2 separate regions of the Homo sapiens genome follow, and region 1 is linked to region 2. A link is a loop called in an ENCODE intact Hi-C map of the cell type or tissue named here. Cell type or tissue: CD14-positive monocyte. All regions are shown on one strand. Each heading gives the region's core, and the rest is flanking DNA. Links, peaks and the distances in the headings are about the cores only. Region 1 overlaps SDC3 (syndecan 3). Region 2 overlaps LINC01778 (long intergenic non-protein coding RNA 1778).

Region 1 (4,384 bases), core at 291-4,290, 70 kb before region 2:
GGGGGCTGCATCGGGCGGGCCTTCAGTCTGAGTGCCAAGGCACTGCCACCACCACATCTGGGCAGGACCGAGGGACTGTGGCTCTGGACTACAGCCCAGCTGCTTGGAGCCCTTTGATTTTGTGTCTCAAGGGACAGGGTGGCCAGAGCCAGGAGCTGCCCAGGCCCCAGGCCCTTGCTCCCATCATCCCCCCAAACCCCTGTCCCAGCAGGGAGCAGGGTCCTGGACTTCCTGACCTGTCTCACTGGCCCCTCCAGGCCTCTGTCCTCCATAACATCACATCCTGGGAACATCGGGCTGGCTCTTGGTAAATATTTGTTGATGGCACCCCCCACACCCTCACTCCCCTTGGCTCCCAGCCTCCCCAGATTCCAGGAGGCCTGGTGGCCTTCACTTCCGGCCCCCCTCCCGCCATGGCCAGAGGGGCAGCCACTCCCCTCCCCCACTGGCCAAGCCCAGTCTCAGCGCCAAACAGGAAGCCGTGATTACAGGGGGAGCCTGAGCGGCCATGGCTGAGGGCCCAGCAGTGGGGGTGGCGGTGGCCCCAACAAATGATCTGGCCCTTTTTTTACCTGGCTGCTGTGGGTGGAGGGCAGGAAACGCCTATGCTGGCCTTTTATACCAGGTGGAGAGGGTTCTACAACCCCTGTTGCCCCAGCTGGCTGAGGCCTGCCTTCTCCCCACCCCTGGCCTTGGTGCTATGTCTGTTTTGGGGTGTCCCAAGCCTGAGGGGGCAGCTTGAAGTCATCGAAGGAGTAGGGATCCTGGAGCCAGCTGATTCAGGGTTGAAATCCTGGCTTTGTCACATTCCTGCTGTGTGACCTTGGTGAGTTCACCTAACCTCTCTGAACCCGCAGTCTCCTCTTCTTTAAAATGGGACCTCAGGGTTGCTTGAGAATTAGTAATATAAAGTAATAAAGTAAATAAAGTACTAAAGTAAATAAGGAGCGGGCTGCTCCTGCAAATCTTGTTTTTTTTCCATTCACCTGCCTTGGTTTTTGTTCTTTTTCTGTCCCTCTCTGGGTCTTACTGAAGAACTACTGCTTGGGGGTGAGGAGCAGGGTTTTCTTTTGGAGAGAGGGGGAACTAAGTTTGAATAATCATGGATGGCCTGAAGGAGAACTCTGGGGGTGGGGGTACCCTTAGAAGGAGACCAAGGGCCGGACTCCCAGTTGGAGCCAGCAGGACTTAAGCCAGATGAGAGGAAGCACATTCTAGGGTCCGTGGTGCTGAGTTTCTGGGGGCTGGTTCTCCAGAGCTGTTGAGCAGCCTGCAGTCCATCCTGCATGATGACTCTTCAGGCCCTTCCACTCCTGGAACTCCAGAGAGGCCTTGTTATTTGCAGCTTGAGCCCAGGACTTGGTGAGACTGGGTGCTTTCCATTTTCCTCCCAGCCAGGGAGCATCTCGGCTGTGTTCTGTCTGTCACATGGGCCCTGGCCCAGAGTAGGTGACTATTGATGTTTACGCAGGATCTCAGGGGTGGAGAGTCCTAGAGAGATGGCCAGCCCTACAGCCTGACATCCCACAGCTGATGGCCCAGCCACAGCCTGGGGCCTTGCCAATGGATTGGGGCTGGCTCTCCAGCCTTAGATGGTCCCACTGAGCCTCCCACCACTCTTGAGGGGCTGGTGGGATTCCCCTTATTTAGAGGAAGGCTCAGAGATGTTAGGCCACCTGCCAAAGCACACACAGCCAGGAGCTGGTGGAGCCTGGTGTTCATTTGCCCCTTCTCCTACCCTGGAGCCCCATCTGATCTTGTCGTCACATCCCCTACTTAGCCAGGGTTTTCTGGGGGTGCAGCTGGGACTGGGGATAACACTGACTTGGGCCTTCATCCTGCTTTTGGATGGGCCATGGGCTTCCAGGGTGCTGTCTGGTGCTGCTTCACCCTGGGGTTAGCCTTGGCCCAGGCGACCCTAGAGATTCCTGTACCCCCTGCACTGCCAGCTAGGACCCCCCCATCCATCCTGCCCTCCCCCATCCCTGCCTGCCAGCCCAGACTTTAATGAGGGTAATTTAGAATCAATCACCAGCGGGATCTGGGAAATCTAATTGCAGCAAACTGATTGCCAATTCGATTGCGGGCACCAGGGGGCTGTGGGCGGCTCATTAGACCTGTCCCCCTCCCTGGGCTGGGGCTTGGGGGTGCTCCGTGGGGGATGCAGGGCCTGAGTAGGCAAGGCTCCTGGAGAGCTGGGGGGAGGTGGACTGTTGTTTTGGGAGCAGGGGAAGGGCATTTTTACCTGACAGAAGCCATACACTATTCCCTGTCCAGGCCCACAGTTGGGGTATAGGTGCCTGTGTCAGTCTTTACCCTCTGTCATCCACCCCTTGCTTAATGCCCCCTCCTCAAGGCCTGGATGCCATTGTTGGGGGGTGTCTGCAGCTGCATCTTACCTGGTTCCTGCCTTCAAGATGCTCCCTGTGTCAGGGAGACAGACACAAGCACAGATGATGACGAGGAAGATGATGAGAAAGATAACGGCCAATACTTACTGCTGCATGTCATGTGCTAGGTGTGGTTCTAAGTGCTTAACATGCTTTATCTCAGTGGGTCCTCACTATGGCCCTGTGAGGCAGGCATGGTTACCCCATTTTACAGATGGGGGCACAGAGGCCCTGAGAGGTTGAGCAATGTGCCCACAGTGGGGCAGTTAGCAGGACTCTGAGCCTGGAGCCTGGGTGCTTATGGAGATGCTCGTTCAAGAGCGTGGGGAAAAGAAAGGGCGATCAGACTGTTACTGTGTCTATGTAGAAAAGGAAGACATAAGAAACTCCATTTTGATCTCTTTCTTTTCCCCACACAAGGGCATCAGGCAGACGTGTGGGCTCCTGCATGGGCGCCTGTCTTGATTGACTGCGTTGCTCACTCAGCAGACATTTACTAAGCACCTGCTGTATATGAAGCCCTGTGCAAGGGGGCTGTCAGTGTTCAGTTGTGTCGTGTGTGTCCTATGTCTTGTCTGGCCATGTCTTGCTTCAGGCAGGTTTACTGGTGGCAGGTGCATGTGCTTTTGTGAGGTCTCGAGGGGGGAATTGAAGAGAAGCAGGGAGGAAGCCCTACCCCTCCTCCCTGACAGGCTGAGCCCCAGCTCTGCCATTAGAAGTGGGTGGATTTTGGCTGGGCGAGGTAGCTCACGCCTGTAATCCCAGCACTTTGGGAGGCCAAGGCGGGTGGATCATGAGGTCAGGAGTTCAAGACCCACCTGGCCAAGATGGTGAAACTCCATCTCTACTAAAGACACAAAAATTAGCCAGGCGGTGGCAGGTGCCTGTAATCCCAGCTTCTTGGGTGGCTGAGGCAGAGAATTGCTTGAACCCGGGAGGCGGAGGTTGCAGTGAGCCGAGATCGCATCACTGCACTCTCGCCTGGGTGACAGAGCGCGACTGTCTCAAAAACAACAAGGCAGGCTTGGTGACTCATGCCTGTAATCCCAACACTTTGGGAGGCCGAGGCGAGCAGATCACAAGGTCAGGAGTTCGAGACCAGCCTGACCAACATGGTGAAACCCCATCTCTACTAAAAATACAAAAATTAGCTGGGCATGGTGGTGCACACCTGTAATCCCAGCTACTCCAGAGGCTGAGGCAGGAGAATTGCTTGATCCTGGGAGGTGGAGGTTGCAGTGAACTGAGATTGTGCCACTGCACTCCAGCCTGGGCAACAGAGCGAGACTCCATCTCAAACAACAACAACGAAACGAAGAAGTGGGTGGATTTGGCTAAGTGACTCTTGACTCAGCCTTAGTCTCCTCTTCTGTCAGACAGATCCAGTGATCCCTGACCCGTTAGGTGGTGGTGAGGAGTGGTGGGAGGTGCAGATGGTTAAAAGGAACCTGCTGCTGGGTGATGACTTTTAATTATTATACATTCCCCAAGGTGGTTGTGTCTCAGAGGTGAATTTGCCACTAGCTTGTCAAGTGGTAGCAGGCAGCCTGTTCCCTCTCTGGGCCTCCACTTCCACGTCTGTTAAATGGGAAGAGTGAATGGTGACCCAGGGGCCCTTGTAGTCTTCAGATTTGAGGAACTATCAGAAAGACCTGAGGCCAGAGACAGGGCCTGACCTAGAGTTGGCTTAGTGGGGAAGGGCAGGCAGGACGGCTGGCCTGGGTGGGGAGGGGAGGCCTGCTCCCTTCACGTGGCTTGTCTCTGGTTCCTCTTGGGCCAGGGTAGGAGGCATCTCTTTCCTTGCCCATCACGCTGGGCACCACCACCCTCCCTGAACCCTGGAACATGATCATCAGTTCCAAGCTAGCTGGGGGCTGGGCAGGGAGTCCAGTACCTGGATCCTTATCCCCACTGTGCTACTGTTTACTGATGGACCCTCTGTGTCTGGTCTCAGCCGAGCACTAGGGACCCCCAGGGGGCTCAGCTTGGTCCCT
Region 2 (4,384 bases), core at 90-4,089:
TTATTATTATTTTGAGACGGAGTCTCACTCTGTTGCCCTGGCTGGAGTGCAATGGTGCGATCTTGGCTCACTGCAACCTCCGTCTCCCAGGTTCAAGCGATTCTCCTGCCTCAGCCTCCTAAGTAGCTGGGATTACAGGCACCCGCCACCACGCCCAACTAATTTTTGTATTTTTAGTAGAGACAGGGTTTCACCATGTTGGCCAGGCTTGAACGCCTTACCTTGTGATCCGCCTGCCTTGGCCTCCAAAAGTGCTGGGATTACAGGCGTGAGCCACCGCACCCGGCCCACTGTGTCCAGCCCCAGCTATTATTAACAGTGCTTCTGTACTTCTAAAAGTAGTCCTACACATTTTAATGATTACACATATGCATGAATTTGTTTAAGGTATATACGTAGGACTATAATTGCTGGTCACAGAAAGTTTTCAGCTTTCCTAGAAAAAGCCAAGCTCTTTTCCAAAGTGGTTGTAGCATTTTTTTTTCTTTTTACCTTGAGTCAGTATTAGTAAGCTATATTTTTCTCAGGATTTACCTATTTGATTTAAAATTTCAAATGTATTGGCATGCAGTTTTTCATCACATTCTCTTCTCTTTTTTTTTTTTTTTTTGAGACGGAGTCTCGCTCTGTTGTCCAGGCTGGAGTCCAGTGGCGCAATCGCGGCTCACTGCAAGCTCCGCCTCCCGGGTTCACGCCATTCTCCTGCCTCAGCCTCCCGAGTAGCTGGGACTACAGGCGCCCGCCAGCACGCCCGGCTAATTTTTTCTATTTTTAGTAGAGACGGGATTTCACCGTGGTCTCGATCACCTGACCTCGTGATCTGCCCGCCTCGGCCTCCCAAAGTGCTGGGATTACAGGCGTGAGCCACCGCACCCGGCCCACATTCTCTTCTTTTTGATGTCTATAGCATCGGTGGTGATGCACCCACCCTTTATTTTTGATATTGTTTGTGCCTGTTCTTCATTATTCTTGGTCAGTGTTCTCAGGGCAAAAGTGGCTTCTATGATCGTTTTCCTCTCTGGGTTCTTATATATTTCCTTCCAGCTAGCCCTGGTTATTTCTTACTATCTTGTTAGCCCTTCATTTATTTGAATAAGTTTTTAAAAGATTATCAAACGGCCCGGCGCAGTGGCTCGCACCTGTAATCTTAGTACTTTGGGAGGCCGAGGGGGGCGGATCACGAGGTCAAGAGATCGAGACCATCCTGGCCAACATAGTGAAACCCCGTCTGTGCTAAAAATACAAAAATTAGCTGGGTGTGTGGCTTGTGCCTGTAGTCCCAGCTACTCGGGAGGCTGAGGCAGGAGAATTGCTTGAACCTGGCAGGTGGAGGTTGCAGTGAGCCGAGATGCCGCCACTGCACTCCAGCCTGGTAACAGAGTGAGAGTCCGTCTCAAAAAAAAAAAAAAAAAGTTATCAAACATCTTTATTTGTATCTGATGAGAAGCATGGTTTCAAAATCAGAGCCCTCTGATTCTGGAAGTCCATGGTCAAGATTCCTCTTTCTCTCACGTCCAGTCCATTGGAAGTCCCGTCAGCTCTACCTCTAAAGCAGATCCTGATCACGCCCACAGCTCTCTAGCTAGCACGCTGTTATACCATATTTCACAAGGGCTCTCTTGACCCAATTTTGAGATCTTGGCGAAAAACTCTCAATTCCTCTTTGCGGGCACTTTGCTCAGCCTGCACCCCAACCCCTTTCCTTACTGGGCTCTAACACTCTTGGGTCACAACAATACACACAACTTCCAGGAATTATTTGCTAAACATCAAGGGATGAATACTTCTTCCTTGGGTCTGTGAAATCACTCAAAATTCCCAACCCACAGGAAGCCCCTACACCTGCTAACCCCACTCCACTTGCCATAGAGAAGCTGCCTCCTACATTCCAGCTTGCTGTTCCCCTGTCCTGGGTGCAACCAGGGGGTTGCATGTAGGGACACGGCCCCGCATGGCAACTTTCTCCCACTTGATGCTGTAAGTAATAGAGTTCTGCTTTTCATCTCATCAGAGGTCAGTGTGTCCGTCCTACCATCATCAGACCCTAATGTTATAACAGTAAACCCCTCCCCACCAGCTTCAGTCTGTCATCTCCAGCTTGAAGTCTTCAAATAGCCCCCTCTCTCCCTCCTTTCTATTACAGCCTGCTAGACTTCATCTGTCATAGAGCCCAAGTCATAAATCACATCCTTCCCTTCCCTGAATAAGAGGCTCTTAGCATTGAAATCAGACTGAAACCCAAACTTCTTCCTATGGCTTAAAAGGTCCTGTATGGCTTTGCTTCTGCCAATCTCTCTGACCCCATCCACTATTCCACTCTTGTTCAGTCTCACAGTCCTAGTTCTTAGAACATCTTAGAACACAGTAGGCACTCATAAATCTTCGATAAGTGTCAGGTAAACAGAAACCACTCTAGGTACATCAGACAAAGTGATTTAATTTAGGGAATTGGTTATAGAAACGTTGGAAGGACCAGTGGAGTGAAAAAGAAATGTGATGTCATTTTGGGCTCACAAGCCTGTACTCACCATCAATGCTGCTTGACTATTGTCACTGCCGCTGATAAAAGTTAGAAGCTTGGACTCTCTCTGATGTTAGTTCCAGAATCTCGCATGGATACATCCCACTGGCAGAACCCAGTCGAAATCCAACTCGAAGGATATCTGGGAAATGTAATTTTTTTTTATTTTTGAGACAGACTCTCACTCTGTCACCCGGGCTGGAGTGCAGTAGTGCGATCTCGGCTCACTGCAACCTCTGCCTCCCGGGTTCAAGCGATTCTCCTGCCTCAGCCTCCCGAGTAGCTGGGATTATAGGGATGCACCACCATGGCCGGCTAAGTTTTGTATTTTTAGTAGAGGTGGGGTTTCACCATTTTGGTCAGGCTGGTCTCGAACTCCTGACCTCGTGATCTGCCTGCCTCGGCCTCCCAAAATGCTGGGATTACAGGTGTGAGCCACTGTGCCTGGCCGGGAGATGCAATTTTTAAACTTCTAGGGCTGGTGATTCCAGGAGGAATGTAGAAGGCCAGGAATGGGGTATGGGTGTTTGGCACGGTAAGAAAGGCCTTTGAATGGCCCTGACTGCAGACCTCATGGGAATTTTGTCATGTGCCCTCTTTTCTGCCCTGGCTCCGCTTGTCCATGTTTTTGGCCATAAAGTGGCTTGGCCGGGGCCCATCATGCTGCACATCTTGGCCAGTATGCCTCACCTTCAGACTCCATGAACCTTGCTGGGGTCAACAGCTATGGGGAGAACAGCTTCCATTTCCCCCACTCTAGGCCTCATGCACTGCAGAACCAAAATTAGTTCTTCCTGTTGAACCCAGAACCTCATCAGGCTGCTCATGTAAATGAAATTTGAACAATTGTGGCCGCTAACCTGTGACCATGGAACTTAAATCCAGCTCAGGTTGCTGATCAGAACAGATGCCACAGCAACCATTCCGTGCTTCCTCTTACCTTCCCATCCCTCCAATCTATCCAAATTTCCCCCTCCTACTCCAGAAGCCAGGAATGAAGGTTATTCCAAAGAGTTGTCTAGATCCAGGGGCACAGACAGCTCCATGCCTAGAGTTTGGAGGGGTTAAGGTGTAGGCTGAGCAAAGTGCCCACAAGGAGGAATTGAGAGGTTTTAGCCAGGATCTCAAAACTGGGTCAAGACAGCACTTGTGAAATATGATATTACAGCATGTCAGCTAGAGAGGCCCTTCAGGTCCCTATATAGTCAATCTTTTTGGGCCAGGGATGTCAAGTCCAGATCTTGGAAGAAGAGTATGGACAGTCAGTCTTCCAGGCCAGTCAAGTGGTTCTCCATCTTTACAGAGAATCAGCCCTCCAGAGCCATGTATAGAGAGTTCTTTGGCTTCACAGTCAGAGTGTCCTCCAGAAATGGGATTGGATAATCTGGAGCCAGGAGGGCAGGACAGTGCAAAACCGGTGAGGAAGGGTCTTCCAGAAACAGGTTGCAGAATTCCAAAACTAGGAGCAGAAAGTCCTCTGGAGCCATGGAGTTTTCCCTAGAGCCAACAATGTTGTGGGACTATAAATGTCTCTGGAACATTTTCCAGAGCCAAGGACAGAGATATTTCCAGAGCCAGATACAGCAAAATTTTTTGCTGATCAACAGTCATAGTGTTTTCTAGAGCTAGAAATAGAACCTCTTGAAGATGTAGAACAATCCATTTTTTTGCTATAAAGGATGGCATCTCTTCCAGTGCTGAGGGACACTGCCCTTCCTCCATCAAAGGCTGGAAAAGGCTGTAGGGCACTGTGCTGTGGGAGCCTCCAGTGACAATGAAGTTAATGCAGTTGATTTGTCCTTATAGATATCACCCACTTGGCCCTTTCTGCAAGAGATCCTGAACCTATGATCACTTCAAGAT

Evidence for each region. Hi-C counts contacts between places; a loop is a spot of excess contacts. Peaks named below come from ENCODE experiments on the same cell type or tissue, not always from the same donor. Only the 100,000 strongest peaks of a DNase experiment are listed, where the experiment ranks them.
Region 1: it touches region 2 in a loop (4-fold over the local background); 13 of 110 quality-filtered maps call a loop at or near these places.

The regions. Positions count from the first base shown.
Region 1 is chr1:30,898,407-30,902,790 of GRCh38, reverse strand. All of the region lies in intron 1 of SDC3 (syndecan 3), which reads left to right. Among named protein-coding and RNA genes, the nearest start is that of SDC3, 8.2 kb to the left of the region's middle. In CD14-positive monocyte, for the core only: no CTCF peak of the experiment used is centred there; no DNase peak of the experiment used is centred there; H3K27me3 peaks cover 939 bases.
Region 2 is chr1:30,828,027-30,832,410 of GRCh38, reverse strand. The region is part of intron 2 of LINC01778 (long intergenic non-protein coding RNA 1778); the gene reads right to left. Among named protein-coding and RNA genes, the nearest start is that of LINC01778, 5.6 kb to the right of the region's middle. In CD14-positive monocyte, for the core only: no CTCF peak of the experiment used is centred there; a DNase peak (open chromatin) is centred at 1,590; H3K27me3 peaks cover 1,172 bases.